2 separate regions of the Homo sapiens genome follow, and region 1 is linked to region 2. Evidence: chromatin loops called from intact Hi-C (ENCODE). Cell type or tissue: Caco-2. All regions are shown on one strand. Links, peaks and the distances in the headings refer to the core of each region. The heading gives the core; the rest is flanking DNA. Region 1 overlaps RBM47 (RNA binding motif protein 47). Region 2 overlaps LINC02265 (long intergenic non-protein coding RNA 2265).

Region 1 (8,334 bases), core at 46-8,045, 180 kb after region 2:
CCACCTTCTATTCACATTCCTTATTTTGGTCATGGTTTTTGTAGGGCCTAGATATAAGTCATTTGTGAGTTATCTGCCAATGGCAGATTCTTTACCAAAGAAGTACTTGGGGAGGACCAAGGACTGCCAACCTCTGAAGACAAAAAATTGTTGTTTGTATTTTGTTTTTCAGAATAAGCACAAGATTCCTTAATTTTCCTTTAGGCAAAGATAAAGATTTTTATCTTTAAAAGATGCTGGGCTATCAGTTAGGCACGGTGGCACATGCCTGTAGTCCCAGCTGCTCAGGAGGCTGAGGTAAGAGAATTGCTTGAGGCCAGGAGTTTGAGGCCACAGTGGCTGTAATTGCACCACTGCATTCCAGACTGGGTGACAAAGCAAGATCTTGTGTCTAAAAAGAAAAAAAACAGGCTGGGCACTGTGGCTCACGTCTGTAATCCCAGCACTTTGGGAGGCTGAGATGGGTGGCTGATCACTTGAGGCCAGGAGTTCAAGACCAGCCTGGCCAACATGGTGAAACCCCGTCTCTACTAAAAACACACAAATTAGCCAGGCATGGTGGTATGTGCCTGTGTTCCCAGCTACTTGGGAAGCTGAGGCTGGGGAATCACTTGAACCCAGTGAGGCGAGATTGTGCCATCGCACTCCAGCCTGGGTGACACAGTAAGACTTCATCTAAAAAAAAAAAAAAAAGTGTAAAAAAAAAAAAGATGCTGGACTAAAATTTATAAGCCAGCATTCCCTGGTATTTAATTTTTCTATATCCAAATCAACGTTATTTCCTAGAATTTAAAAACATATATATTTTGGCTGGACGCGGTGGCTCACACCTGTAATCCCAGCACTTTGGGAGGCCGAGGCGGGTAGATCACGAGGTCAGGAGTTCGAGACTAGCCTAGCCAACATAGTGAAACTCCATCTCTACTAAAAATACAAAAAAAAAAATAGCTGGTTATGGTGGTGTGCGCCTGTAGTCCCCAGCTACTCAGAAGGCTGAGACACGAGAATCACTTGAACCCAGGAAGCAGACGTTGCAGTGAGCCGAGACCACACCACTGCAGCCTGGGTGACAGAGCGAGAGTCTGTCTCAAAAAAAACAAAACAAAACAAAACAAAACAAAAAACAAAAAAACTTACTTGTCATTTTATGCAGCAAATAAAGCCCTTATCATATGACAAGTCAATCTTCCTTGGGGGTTGGGTGGGCAGTGAGCTGTAACCTTCATTATATGATCTTTCTCTGACCTATCTACTATCAAACAACAGCAGTGATGGTACAGACAAATTGCTCTAATACTCTTACTAAAAAATGAAACAGTAGGTATTTATTATGGCTTTATAGTAAGAAGCCATTTTATTGGAAAAGCAGAATAAAAGTCTTTGTTTTGTTTCTACTCCAAGTCCAGGTTTGCATTTGTGATTGACAGCAACGGTGCTTACTTAAACAATGGCTAATTTAAATGTTTCACAATCCTCAAGGGAAAAAATGCCACCTGGGACAATGTTCAATGTCTTGAATTCACTATTAAGTAAGAGTCCGGTTCCGTTCATGTATGCAAATTTCCCTCCAAGGAATCCTGTTCAAAGGGAAGGCAAACTGAGATCTCCTAGACACCCATGATGTGCCAGATACTTTAATATACTGCAAATTATCTCAATTAATCCCAACAATAAACACCCATGGTTGGAATCTTTGTGGAAAAGGTAAAAGTTCTATACAGAGAAAGCCACTGCACTGGGAAGGGCAGAGGGCTCCGCTGTTGACTGGCTCTTTCATTCTGTTACACAGGACAAGACCAGCATGAGGTCAACCTTGTGGCAATGGCTTTTGTACTCAACTGGCTTCCAAGTTACCTTCTGGCTGACTCAGTGTCTCTGAGACCATCCTGAGTGCCAGGGACATTTGTACCTACCTTGGGTGCTAGAAACCAGTTGATTCTACTTCTTATGTTACCTAAATACTTTGCTCTTTATTGGAGGAAAAGAATGATTCAGATGGAGCCAAACAAGCAGTGGCTTGAACGCCTCTCTCCAATTTTCCTTCAAAAAAATCTTGGTCAGGCGTGGTGGCTCATGCCTATAATCCCAGCACTTTGGGAGGCTGTGGCAGGCGAATCACTTGAGGTCAAAAGTTCGAGACCAGCCTGGCCAATATGGTGAAACCCCATCTCTACCAAAAACACAGATTCTGCTCTGTCGCCCAGGCTGGAGTGCAGTGGTGCGATCTTGGCTCGCTGCAACCTCCAGCTCCCGGGTTCAAGCAATTCTCCTGACTCAGCCTCCCGAGTAGCTGGGATCAAAGGCATGCGCCACCACATCTGACAAATTTGTATATTTTTAGTAGAGACACGGTTTCACCATGTTGGCCAGGCTGGTCTCGAACTCCTAACCTCAGGTGATCTGCCAGTCTCCGCCTTCCAAAGTGCTGGGATTACAGGCATAAGCCACTACACCTGGCCTTAAGCACGTCCATAAACTCCACTTTAAAATACATGATTATTGACTCCCAGGAAACTTCTCAGTAATTCTCACTTGAAATTCACCTAACTTTCTTATGATGATTAAATATTTCCTTATGTATACACACTAAAACCTGATCTTAAAAAAAAATTCAAAAATTGCTAAATGAAAGTTTTTGAATATATTAATACCATGTGTGTCTGAAAATAACAAGTATTCATAAGCAAAAATTTAAAATTCCAGAGTTACGGCTGGGCGCGGTGGCTCACGCCTGTAATCCCAACACTTTGGGAGGCCGAGGCGGATGGATCATGAAGTCAGGAATTCAAGACCAGCCTGGCCAAGATGGTGAAACCCCGTCTCTACTAAAAATACAAAAATTAGCCGGGCGTGGTGGCGTGCACCTGTAATCCCAGCTACTTGGGAGGCTGAGGCAAGGAATTACTTGAACCTGGGAGGCGGAGGTTGCAGTGACCCGAGATCGCGCCACTTCATTCCAGCCTGGGCGACAGAGTGAGACTCCATCTCAAAAAAAAAGTCCAGAGCAAGTCTTATTTTTAAAACAAAACAAATTTGAAGGGAAAAAGAGACAAAATGACCTAAGTAAAAAAGTCAGATGGCTGGCCAGCTCTCCAACAGAAGATAGAAAAGTCTGCAAATTAGCCAGGCGTGGTGGCGCATGCCTGTAATCCCAGCTACTTGGGAGGCTGAGGCAGGAGAATAGCTTCAACCCGGGAGGCGGAGGTTGCGGTGAGCCGAGATCACCCCACTGCACCCCAGCCTGGGCAACAAGAGCGAAATCCCATCTCAAAAAGAAAAGAAAAGTCTGCAGTACGTAAAACCTGAGCCTCAGAAATCGGAGGTGGCGGAGCCTCAACAGCGTTCTGGCATTGTCTTTGCCAGGACGGGACTGCCCTCTGGTGTAACTAACAATTTTCACGTTTTGTTCAGCCTCACTGTAAAGTCATAAAACTTTTCTGATGCTTAGTTTCCTCATGTACAAAACAGCAGCAGTCACCTTCTAGGGTAATTACTGCAGTTAAACAGCCAACATAGAGCACTTAGCAAATACACTCCCAGAAACAGACCTCTTTCCTTCCACCCTTTCAGGTCATAATATTTCCATCCCACCTTAAGATATCACTTAACTTTAAAGAGCTGGCACAGATAGGGAATGATTTTCAGCTCATATAGTCATGTTTTTAATTCCTGAAAATGCTCTGCGTTGTGGTCTGTTCTTACAAAGGAATACTATGCAGCAACAACAGGATAAATTATAACTACATGAAACTATGTGGATGAGCGTCACCGATAAAGGGTTGAGTGAGAGGCCAGATACAAAAGAGTACATACTGTCTGATTCCATCTTAATGAAGTAAGAATAGCCAAAGGTAATCTATGGTGATACAAGTCAGAATGGTGGTTACCTTGGGTTGAGGGGATAATGGGAGGAGAGGCACGACGATACTGAGATGCTGAAAATATTTTGTGCCTTAATCTGGGTGGTGGTTCCACAGGTACATACACATATAAAAATTCATCAAGCTGTGTACCTAACAGTCGTGCAGTTTACTGCCTTTATGTTATACACTTCAATGAATATTTAAAATAATATGTTTTCGGCCAGGCGCAGTGGCTCACGCCTGTAATCCCAGCACTTTGGTAGGCCAAGGTGGGCGGATCACCTGAGGTCAGGAGTTCGAGACCAGCCTGGCCAACATGGTGAAACCCTGTCTCTACTAAAAATACAAAAATTAGCCAGGTGTGGTGGCGCGTGCCTGTAGCCCAGCTACTTGGGAGGCTGAAGCAGGAGAATTGCTTGAATCTGGGAAGCTGAGGTTGTAGTGAGCCGAGATTGTGCCACTGCACTCCAGCCTGGGCAACAGAGTGAGCCTCCATCTCAAAATAAATAAATAAATAAATAAATAAATAATAATAATATATTTTTTTCAAAGTAGTTATTTGATTTAATATTTTCTCTGAATGATAAATTCATTCACTGGTGCTTCATAATTGTAGACATCACTTGTATAGGATATTTTCCAAATAACTGAATTTACTCATGTAAGCAAACACACTATTACTTTCTTGGGTAAAAATATTTCTAAAATGATTTGTACCCTCACTATCATTTTAAAGAGGCTCCAAAGCACATTCTTCTTGGTGAACCAAGGTTATCCATAGAAATTTACATGTTGGTGACCTGTATTGGCTCATGCCTTTAATCCCAACAGTTTGGGTGGTCTAGGTGGGAGAATTACTTGAGCCCAGGAATTTGAGACCAGTCTGGGCAACATAGTGAGACCCTGTCTCTATAAAATTTTTAAAAAGTAAAGAAACTGGGCCGGGCGCGGTGGCTTACGCCTGTAATCCCAGCACTTTGGGAGGCCAAGGCAGGTGGATCACGAGGTCAGGAGATCGAGACCATCCTGGCCAACACGGTGAAACCCCGTCTCCACTAAAAATACAAAAAAAAAAATTCTCCAGGCGTGGTGGCGGGCGCCTGTAGTCCTAGCTACTGCGGAGGCTGAGGCAGAATGGTGTGAGCCCGGGAGGCGGAGCTTGCAGTGAGCGGAGATTGCGCCACTGCACTCCAGCCTGGGCGACAGAGTGAGACTCCGTCTCAAAAAAAAAAAGTAAAGAAACTGGCCAGGTGCAGTGGCTCACGCCTGTAATCCCAGCACTTTGGGAGGCTGAGGGGGGGTGGGTCACTTGAGGTCAGGAGTTCAAGACCAGCTTGACCAACATGGTAAAACCCTGTCTCTACTAAAAATACAAAATTAGCCAGGCATGATGGCACATGCCTGTAATCCCAGCTACTTAGGAGGCTGAGGAAGGAGAACTGCTTGAACCTAGGAGGCGGAGGCTGCAATTAGCCAAGATAGCGCCATTGCACTCCAGCCTGGGCAACAAGAGTGAAACTCCATCTCAAAAAAAAAAAAAAAAAAAAGTAAAGAAACTTACATGGTAGAGCTCAGCTGAGATGGGGCAATAGCTTCGGGGACCATTGCTTCTGGATTGGATGGCAGCAGTTTTACCCCTTTGTTATATGCCCTATTTCTCACCATTGTCTGCCTGCCTGTAATCATCCCTGTCCTTCTCATTTGTTTCCTTTCATTCATTTATTCATATATCTGGTACATATTTTTGAACACGTGGGATATGCTAAGAGCTAGAGATACAGTAGCAAGTTAGACACTTGTGATCCATGACCTAAGGGAACTTAATATTTTAGCAAAAGAGGCAAGCATAAAACAAATACAATGTGTATTTTCAGAGCAAAATTAGAGGACCTCCTTTAGGGGACCTGGGAAGGTCACCTTGAAGAGGTGACATTCAAGAACTGTGAGATGAGACCCTATCCCAGAGTGAGCCATTAGTAAGTACTGACTGAATGAATGAGTCCATGTGTGAATGCTTGCTTGAATGGTCATCAGCCAAGTAGAAAGGAGAAAAGAAAGAGTCGTGATTTATTATGCACTGAGGAACCAGAAATGTTATTGAAAGATGTCTAAACTAAGAGTCAATAGGGGGACGGGCATGATGGCTCACACCTGTAATCCCAACACTTTGGGAGGCTGAGACGGGTGGATCATTTGAGGTCAGGGGTTTGAGACCAGACTGGCCAACATGAAACCCTGTCTCTACTGAAAAATACAAAGAGTCAACAGGCACTGAGTGAGGTACTAATAGAATTTATGGCATTAATTTTGGCTGCTGTGGGGGCTGTTTTATTGCCTTACTTAAGATCTTGAGTTGCTAGACAACTGAAGGATTTTTCATTATCACTGGGCTAACCTATACGCATTCAGTTTTTACTTCATCCTGCAAAAAGCAAAACCAGCCACATATGGCCCAAGTGTCTGAAGGTTCCTCCAAGTTGCCCGTGTAGTTCTGACTCCGAGCTCCTACGCATGTGACTTTTCTGGCACAGCCGCCAGAATCACCTTGAAAGGTTGTCACCTACCTGTTCCTTAACAAAGCCATACAGCTCTGTTCAGAAAAGACAGCAGGCCTGCCTCTTAGGCATTATGGCATGTTGTGAAATGCCTTTTCATTTGGGTCCTATTATTGTCCCCAGAAATTTCAGCCTCATGACATTTTACAAATCAAGAAGAACTTGCAGTCTAAAGGATGGAAGGAGCAGATAACAAACAAGAACGCTTGTAGAGACGTTACTCAATTATATGCCTAATACAGCCAACCTGACATAGAAGCATTATTATCATATCACGTTTAATAGCAGCAGAGTCTAAAATGCCAGAAACGTGGGCCAAGTTATTCAGGACTTAATGTGATGCATGACTAGATCTGTCAATAAACTATCATGAAACCATAAGAACCCCTAACAGGAGGATCCAACGTAGCCTTTGTTGATCTTAGTTTCTTACAATTCCTCATGGAAATACTAAATCGGGCTGGGCACAGGGGCTCAAGCCTGTAATCTCAGCACTTCGGGAGGCCGAGGTGGGCAGATCAGTTGAGGTCAGGAGATGGTGAAACCCCATCTCTACTAAAAATACAAAAATTAGCCGGGCGTGGTGGCAGGCGCCTATAGCCCCAGCTACTGGGGAGGCTGAGGCAGGAGAATCGCCTGAACCTGGGAGGCACAGGTTACAGTGAGCCAAGATTGTGCCACTGCACTCCAGCCTGGGGGACACAGTAAGACTCTGTCTCAAAAAAAAAAAAAAGAAAAGAAAAAAGAAAAACTAAACAAAAAGATTGTACCGAATATGGATTTTCCTAGTGAAATAAAGGGAAACAAGGAATGACAAGTGTCTAGAAATGGTTTGTTTTTAGATTTTTCCCCAGAGTCTTTCTGTTCCTTTGATAAAATTTCAGACTCAACACAGGCTCAATCTACTTTAGAAAGTGTGGTATTGCCAGGCGCGGTGGCTCACACCTCTAATCCCAACACTTTGGGAGGCCAAGGCAGGTGGATCACCTGAGGTCAGGAGTTCAAGACCAGTCTGGCCAACATAATGAAACCCCTTCTCTACTAAAAATACAAAAAATTAGCCGGGCATGATGGTGGGCGCCCAGCTACTTGGGAGGCTGAGGCAGGAGAATCTCTTGAACCTGGGAGGTGGAGGTTGCAGAGAGCCGAGATTGCGCCACTGCATTCCAGCCTGGGTGACAGAACGAAACTCCATCTCAAAAAAAAAAAAAAAAAAAAGGCCGGGTGCGGTGGCTTACGCCTGTAATCCCAGCACTTTGGGAGGCCGAGGCGAGTGGATCACTTGAGGTCAGGAGTTCAAGACCAGCTTGGCCAAAATGGTGAAACCCTGTCTCTACAAAAATACAAAAATTAGCTGGAGATGATGGTGGCTGCCAGTAATCCCAGCTACTTGGGAGGCTGAGGTGGGAGAATCACTTGAACCCCGGAGGCAGAGGTTGCAGTGAGCCGAGATTGTGCCACTGCACTCCAGCCTGGGTGACAGAGTGAGACTTCATCTCAAAAAAAAAAAAAAAAGAAAGAAAGAAAAGAAAAAAAAGGAAAGAAAAGAAAAGAAAAAGTGTGCTTTTAATGCATGAATTATTTCACTGGTCAGGGTTTCTATTTTGGATTCACATGGTATGGCTCTCTTTCCCTACTTGATAGACTCAAGCAATCTAAGTGCACCTGTGTAACAGGCAATTAGATACAGTAAGTATCAAAATCTTAAAAGAGACATAGGAAAACATTAATCCACTTGTCAAAAGTTACATAAACTTGCAGTGGTCAGAGTAGTGAAATGACTTTCTGCTAAACTCAATTTTCCGATATGCATATAAAAAGATATTAAACCTGCCATGCTTCCAGGGAACTCAAGGTCTTTAACCTCTACAATTGTTAGATTTCTTCCTATTTGCCTGAATATACAAAGCCACAGC
Region 2 (8,334 bases), core at 320-8,319:
TCACCTGAGGTCAGGAGTTTGAGACTAGCCTGGCCAACATAGGGAAACCCCGTCTCTACTGAAAATACAAAAATTAGCCAGGTGTGGTGATGCATGCCTGTAATCCCAGCTACTCAGGAGGATGAGGCAGGAGAATCACTTGAACCCGGGAAGTGGAGGTTGCAGTGAGCCGAGATCGTGCCACTGTACGCCAGCTTGGGCGACAGAGCCAGACTCCGTCTTAAATAAATAAATAAATAAATAAATAGAGGGGAAAAAAAGAAAAGAAAAGAGAAAAAAAGCTATGTGGGATGGCAGGCGATGCACCTGGTGAGGAAGGCAGGACAGAGAGTTTGAAGGGTCTCCTATGCCATGATTTAGAGCAGGGCCTTCATCCTGTGGGTGATGGGGGACATGGGAGGATTTCATACAGGCAGGGGAGTGTAACATGGTCAGAGTCCAAAACATTGAAGTAACAGCAGTGTGAGTGGGGACTAGAGGAAAAGGAGACTGAAGGAAGAAGGAACAGCCCCAAGATGGTTTTCAATAGTCCAGGAAATACTACCTTGTAGGGGTTTGGGGTGATAAGAGGGATGGCGTGGGCTTAGCAGACAGGATTGATGGAGCCTGGTAGCAGATGGGATGTAGTAGTATGTGAGGGGAATCTGGGACAACTCCCAGTATCTGGCATGGGGGACTGGGAAATGGTGACTTTCTTCATCAAAACCAGGAACCCATGGCAGGCCAGGGGAAGATAGTGAGTTCCACTTGACCACATCTGAAATGCTATGGAATCTCCAAGCAGAGCTGTCCAGGAAGTGGTTGGTATGTGAGAGTCTGAGCTTTGGGTAGATACTGGTTTTGGATGTAAAAAGGCTGGATCAGGTTTCTCTCTCTATAGACATTCAATAAACATTGTTTTGAGTAGCTAATTAAGAATTACAGGGCACTGGGAAAACAGAAGGATGTTGCAATGTAAATGTGGATGCTCTTACAGTAATGGACTGATGGTTGCAGAAAAGCTCAAGCTAAATAACACTAATTTTTCAGCTATAAATAAACCTGCCTCTGCAGTTGGGGTTTTCAATTACGCAGGAAAAAGAAATGCAGCCATGGAAACGAGGAAGAGAGCTACGCAGAGGGCAGCTCGTGCCTGCAGGGCAAAAATGTTAGCACATTCTAGCCAAAATGGATGGTGAAGTATAGTCTGATCCGGTGGAAAAGAAATGCAAGTCTAATGTCCTGGGTTCAAGTATGAGTTGAGCGTCTGTCACAGAGTATCAGACATGAAGCAAATGTTTGCTCTCTACTTTTAGAGATGTCGTCAGTGTTGTAAGCTTTTTATGTGTATCACCTCATTCAATCCTCAGAACAACCTCATGACAGAGTCTTTGTTCTGCCCCCTTTAGAGATGAGTAAACTGAACACAGAGAGTTTAAACAACTTTCCCCAGGCCACCAGCTAAAACGTGGCAATTCGATGATTTGAACCCAGACAGCCTGAACCCAGAATCCTTTCAGGGACTCTTCACTACTCCTAACTATGCTATGCTGCCTTTCCATGCAAAAAGCTAGGAAATATCACTTTGCACAGCCTTCATTTTCTTATCAGTCCATGGATTTTTGTAAAGAGCAAGGGGCATAATTTATATTAAGGCCTAAATGACAGATGTATATTTTCATTGTGTTTTCTATGATTGGCTCTTCAAGGGAGTAGTGTTTAAAGTTTTGCCCCAAATGTTCTTTTCAAGGAGAGCTCTGGGAGGTCCCATAATTCTGTGACTTTGCGTTTGCAGAACACAGCAGATGACCTGAGCAGCATTCAATCAGTGATCACTGTTTATTGAACTCAGTGTCACAATAATGTTCATGGACTCACAAGTAAGAAAGACCTCGGTTCTATCCCAGCACTGCAACTTGGACATGCTACTTAAAACTCTCCAAGCCTGCCTTCTGTAAATGGGATAATACCAGCAACCTTTGCAGAGGTATAAAGATTACCATGGTAAACTGTTTCCATGGTCACAGAATTCACAATCCAAGATAAAAGAGTCATTAAGCACACAGACACACAAATAGGCAAGCAAAGGTTGGAGAAGCACATTCTAGGAGAAAGGAACTGCAGAAATCTTGCGTTGGCAGGAACTTGACACGTTTGATATACTACAAGGTCGGCAAGACCTTCTCATAAATTTGTGAAGCAATTAGCATTCTTTTAGTCAACAGTCAGCATTTCTCTATGTGTGTAGTATATTTATAACTAATAAAGTAAAACTTATGCTTTTAAGAAAATATTTTTTCCCAAACATTTAAGTGTTAATTGCATGCCTAAATTAAGTTCGTTTTTTTGGTTTTTTGCTTGATTAAAATTACAACACAAATCCATTGGATCTTAAATACCTTAAAAGCCTTTAAAAACTGGCAAAACATACTAGTTATCACAAAGATTACAGAAATTATGACATAACATTGCTTTTTTTTTTTTTTTCAGACAGAATCTTGCTCTGTTGCCCAGGCTGGAGTGCAGTGGGGCAATCTCGGCTCACTGCAGCCTCTGCCTCCCGGGTTCAAGCAATTCTCCTGCCTCAGCCTCCTGAGTAGCTGGGATTACGGGCATGCACCACCACGCCTGGTTAATTTTGTATTTTTAGTAGAGACAGGGTTTCTCCATGTTGAGGCTGGTCTTGAACTCCTGACCTCAGGTGATCCGCCCGCCTCGGCCTCCCAAAGTGCTCGGATTACAGGCGTGAGCCATCGCGCCCTGCCACAATCAATCTTTAGGTTGGGCCCTTTGAAAAAACAGAATCTTGTTTCTGATTTCATGGAACTTTTAGGTCCCTTTTCTCTTCGAATAGATTTTGAGTTTTGGAAACCAGAAGCATATATTCTTTAAATTTTTCAAAATCAGCTTCCCTATCCCAGTTCAGCCATTATTATATATTGATTTGATCTGTTGGTGTGATTGATAATTTAGGTATGTTTTATCAATATCTCATTATAATTATATGATCATCTAAACCTTGCTACTCAATGTGTGGTCCATGGGCCAGCAGCATCTATATCACGTGGGATGCAGAATCTCAGCCTCAGTCAGGCCTCCTGACTCAGAATCTGCATTTGAACGAAACCTCCTGTGATCTGATGGCCATTTAAAGCCCAGATGACTCATAGAAAGGATGCAGCTACCTAGATATGAGGGATGGAGCCTGTGGCTGGCAATCCTCTTCAGGACATGCAACTAATTTGGCATCATGGAACCCACTATTACTCCCTCTTTTCTTATAGTTTGAGGTTTCATTATAACTGCTAAGATTTTCTTCTACCTTGACCAAGAGAAGAAGGCTTGGGACTGAATCCTGAGAAATCCAACATTGAGGGAAGAAGCAGATGAGGAGGAATTGCGTAGGAAGTTAAGAGAAAAGCTGGAGTTTTCCTGCCGTGGAAACCCAGAGAAATGACTGTACTAAAATAAGTAGTGAGCACCTCACTGTGAACATTAGCCATGTTCCTATTGGGATTGTTATGAGTAGCAATTTTAAAATGAAGAACAAATGCTATCTTAGACGGGCTAGAGAAGCTCATGGAGTCTCATCACAGAGGTCTCTCCCAAGAGTCATTTTCCCGGACCTTTGGAAGAAGGATCGATGGTCCCCCACGGTGTTGAACGAAGTGCTTATTTGCAGAATTAACTCACAAAAATGTTAAATTCAGAGGAAATGGTCTGTTCACTGAAGTGTTACATTTTCTTCTGAGGGGTGAGGTGAGGATGTGAAGGGAAAGGATGACAACAAGCCGAGGTAAACTTACTTTGAAAGAATAGTACAACCTTCCCACTACTTTGTTTTCTGGGCCTCCCATAGCACTTCATGCACTGATTTTTTTTAAACATAAACAAAAGGTTTAAATATTGTTTTCAAAATTCCCTACCCAGGACTGGGCACGGTGGCTCACACCTGTAATCCCAGCACTTTCGGAGGCCAAGGCGGACGGATCACTTGAGGTCAGGAGTTCAAAACCAGCCTGGCCAACATGGTAAAACCTTGTCTCTACTAAAAATACAAAAAATAAAAAAAATTAGCCTGGCGTGGTGTTGCGCGCCTGCAGTCCTGGCTACTCGGGAGGCTGAAGCAGTAGAATCGCTTGAACCCGGGAGGTGGAGGTTGCAGTGAGCCGAGAGCGTGCCACTGCACTCCAGCCTGGGCGACAGAGTGAGACTCTGCCTCAACAAAAACAAAAACAACAAAAAATTCTCTACCCTAAAGAATTGGGTAAAATCCAGTCCTCCAAACCAGGGGAAGAGTTAGTTCCTGGAATACTCTATTTTGATCTTGCAGAATTATACTCCGTTAGAAATTAATCCAGATAAGATACGAGAAAACAATAAAGCAGGAACATTCTAGAAAGTGTATTGATTAGGACAACTTGACTCTAATAATCTATTTCTTAGCTTAAATCTGTTAATAGATTTGATTATCATAAGCACTTGGCTATTAGCCAGAAATCCTGGATAAATGGACGGATCACTGTAAATTTGGTATTTGAAGCTGTTATATTTCAAGCTGTTTTTTTTTTCTTTGTATGTGCTGTCTCTTTAGAGCTGGTTAAAAACAGCAGATTTCACATATGACGTTATCTGCAGTGCCCTGTGCAGAGGCCTGCAGGGAGTTTACAGAGACACCTGGTGGCTGAGAAGGTGAAGTACCTTGGCTTTGTCAGAAGATAAAGGATTTGAATTGTGTCTAAATTTGGTTTCTTTTTGTGGCTGAGAATTTCACTCCTTTCTTAATTATTTTAGTAGAATTGCACATTTAAAAAAATAGACTTTGATTTTTAAAGATTATTTTTAGAGCTTTCACTCTTTCTTTCTGAAAAAAATCATCAACCAGGTGAATTGACCAGTTCCATCAGCTGGGCTGAATCTCATCAGGGCCAGGACCAGAGTGAGGCAGGAGAGGCACTTGCTTCCAGTGCACATTTAAGGGGGAGCCAAAAATATTAGTAATGAATATAGATAAATTTTTTTGAGACAGGATCTCTATCTGTCACCCAGACCAGAGTGCAGTTGTGTGATCATAGCTTACTACAGCTTTAAACTCCTGGGCTCAAGTGATCCTCCTGCCTCAGCCTCCCCCATGTAGGAGGGACTGCAGGTACGCATCACCATGCCTGGCTAATTTAAAAGAACTTTTCTTTTCTTTTTTTGGTAGAGATGGGGGTCTCATTTTATTGCCCAGGCTGGTCTTGAAGTCCTGGCCTCAAGTGATCCTCCCACCTCGACCTCTCAAAGTGTTGGGATTACAAGCATAAGCCACCATGCTTGGCCTTAATACAATATTTCTAAACATCAAAATTAATGCAAAATATTTCATTATAAATAAAAATACCAAAGTTTAAAAACAGGATTAGTGGCTGGGCATGGTGGCTCATGCCTGTAATCCCAGCACTTTGGGAGGCTGAGGCAGGTGGATCGCCTGGGGTCAGGAGTTCGAGACCAGCCTGGCCAACATGGTGAAACCCCATCTCTACTAAAAATGTAAAAATTAGCTGGGTGTGGTGATGCATGCTTGTAGTCCCAGCTACTTGGGAGGCTAAAGGAGGAGAATTGCTTGAACCCTGGAGGTGGAGGTTGCAGTGAGCTGAGATCATGCCATTGCACTCCAGCCTGGGCGACAGAGAGAAATTCTGTCAAACAAACAAACAAACAAAAAACCAATAACAACAACAACAAAAAAAAACAGGATTAGTATTGCCAATATTCTCTCTCTCTTTTTTTTTTTCAGGCTCCAATATGGCTCAGAAAGGCACTGAGAAAACCTAGCCTTAGCTAGGCTAAGAGCCTAGCTTCTGGCCTGGCTTTTACGTGGTCAGCGGATGTGCGTCCATCCCCCTGCACTGGTTCCCCTTGTCCTTTCTGTGGCTCTCCTGGATTCCTCTCGTTCAGCTCCTTGGTGTACAGAGCCTATGTCAATGGCAATGGTGAGGTAAGTGAGAAGAAGAAACGGAGAAAGTTAAAAAGTGTCTTTGAGGAAAACACTTGGGAATAAAATCTTCCAGTTCTCCTGCTTTACCTTTCAGTACCCTCCCTGCTTCCTTCCAAACATGCTTCCAGAAGCAGGCACCTAGGCCATTCATACCCACGGGGCTGCTCTCGGCTAAGTAGGCCTAGCCGAAGAGACACTGAGGGCAGGTGGGCAGGTGGGGTGGGAGATGGAGCAGCGCGTTGCTGACTGGGAGAAAGCACCTCCTTGCCTCTTTTCAGTTTTAACATGTCCCTTTAGTGCCCACTTTCCAGAACAGGGCAGAGGATGGGGGAGCGGGAGATGAGTGAGGTCTTGGGGCCATGGGGCCATGCTGCTTCTAAGGGGGCAGAAGCTGTGGGAGAGGTTGGGGGCTGGTAGCTCTCAGAATAGCCTGGGAAGGGTATCAGCTGGGTTTGCACAGTGTTGTCTCCGAATCTCCCAGCTCCCCTTCTCTATGATTAGCATCCTTGAAGTAGCGTGCTACTGTTAACAGAAGAGCAGAGTGTGCCCCTTCTGCTTTTTCCCATGCTTGTCATTTGCCTAACTCTTACAATGTTAGCAGAGAGACAGTGTTTGCAACGAGCAGGGAAATATTGCACAATTGTGACTGCAGGGTCTGCTATGAGAAGAGGAAGCAGAGCCAGTGGGGTGAGAACCTCCTGGGATGAGAAGGGGTCGGAAACTCAAGAACAAAGGAAAATGTCTGAGAAGTCCCAAGGAGCAAGTGGGCTACCATTGAGGACAGAAATCTCCCATGGATGAGGTCTCCTCTGTGCAGCAAAGAAAGACCCCAGAAACAGGAGGAAGCCAGGAGATACTCACCCTATACCACACTGTACAGTTTTATAGCTTTCAAATATATTCCCTCAGGGGATTTCAGGGAAAATAGTATGCACCCTCTGACAAAGCACAGACATCAGAGCCCGCTACAGTCCCCAGATCACTCACTTGGACATACTGGATACCCTGGATCATATATCAGCTGCTCTCCTGACCCAGAAAACTGCATGTCTCTTATCACCCACTCATGTCTCTTCATGAACTTGGCTCTTCTGTTGGCAACTTTATGAGTTTCTTTTTACCAGTGGGTGCTTTCTGACTACCGTAGCCTGTGTGGTTTGGCAAGGGGAATCATAGTGGCATTCACTGAGAGTCTTGCTTTGTGCCAGGTGTGTGCTTGGTACTTTATCTGCTTTCTCTTGAATCCTCACAATAACCCTTTTGGGTAAAATATTATAATCTTCCTTTATACAAATGAGAAAATGAGACTCTGAGAAATAATTACTACTAACATGACTAGTAAGTGGTGGTCCTAGGACTTGAACTGGGGCCATAGGACTCCTCCTGTGTCCTTAGGTCCTTTCTGTTGCATTAGGTCAGCAGAGACATGGGGAGATGCCTCCACACCCTCCCCCTGCATCCTTGGCAGATGCTGCTAACTGGATTTGGTGGTTGTTTCCCTTGAGCTAGGACTATGTATAAGGGAAAAATTATGGTCCATGTTCTCAAGGAATTTTGCTTTGACATAGGTTAAAATATAACACAGCAGTAGACTGACAATGTAAGGCTGTAAATAACATCCTGGCCATGAGTGCTAAAAAAATCAGGTAAGCTTATGAATCATAGGAAATATACCCACCATTCTTTGTCTGAAAGCTGGCCTTTCCCTTACTTCTTAATTCCTTAGATTTCTCATTCTAGATATTACTCATTTATGCATCAACAAATATCCTCTAATATCCTCTCTGTATCTGGGAGAATAGCACAGAACATGACAAAGCCCCCACTTTTGTGGAACTTAATTTTAGTAGGGAGACAGACGATAACTACCAAGTGCAATGCATACATGCAGGTCAGCTGGTCCTAAGTGCGAGGAAGGGTGGATCCCAGAGATGGAGAGAGGGCTGGGATGTTACTCTACGTAACATCATCAGGGAAGGGCTTCTGATAAGGAGGCACTAGGCAGAACCCAGGAGGAAGAAGAAGGGGAGTCAGGAGGATATGCTAATGGTGCTCCAGGCAGAGGGAACAGAAGGAGGGGCGCAGTGTGCATGTGGAATGCAAGGAGGCCAGCACGGCTGGAGCTACATGAGCGAGGGGGAGAGTGTTGGAGAAGGAAAGTCGGGGGAGACATCACGTACGGCCTTGTAGTTGCCAGTAAGGATTTTGGCTTTTATTCCAAATAAGGTGAGAATCCACTGGAGAGAATCCACTGGGCAGAGGGGTGACATGATCAGATTTGTGTTTTAAGATGACCACCTGGCTGGGCTTGGTGGCATGTACTTGTAGTCCCAGCTATCTGGGAGGCTGAGATGGGAGGATCTCTTGAGCCCAGG

The links. Peaks named below come from ENCODE experiments on the same cell type or tissue, not always from the same donor. Only the 100,000 strongest peaks of a DNase experiment are listed, where the experiment ranks them.
Region 1: it touches region 2 in a loop (13-fold over the local background); 2 of 110 quality-filtered maps call a loop at or near these places.

Annotation. Positions count from the first base shown.
Region 1 is chr4:40,504,798-40,513,131 of GRCh38, forward strand. All of the region lies in intron 2 of RBM47 (RNA binding motif protein 47), which reads right to left. Among named protein-coding and RNA genes, the nearest start is that of MIR4802, 6.8 kb to the left of the region's middle. In Caco-2, for the core only: no CTCF peak of the experiment used is centred there; DNase peaks (open chromatin) are centred at 304 and 3,344; H3K4me3 peaks cover 8 bases.
Region 2 is chr4:40,320,952-40,329,285 of GRCh38, forward strand. It overlaps LINC02265 (long intergenic non-protein coding RNA 2265), which reads left to right. Exons shown (of 4, transcript NR_121641.1): 3 at 5,759-5,959. Among named protein-coding and RNA genes, the nearest start is that of CHRNA9, 10 kb to the right of the region's middle. RefSeq lists an enhancer at 4,513-4,562. In Caco-2, for the core only: a CTCF peak has its summit at 4,665 (motif pointing left); a DNase peak (open chromatin) is centred at 4,640.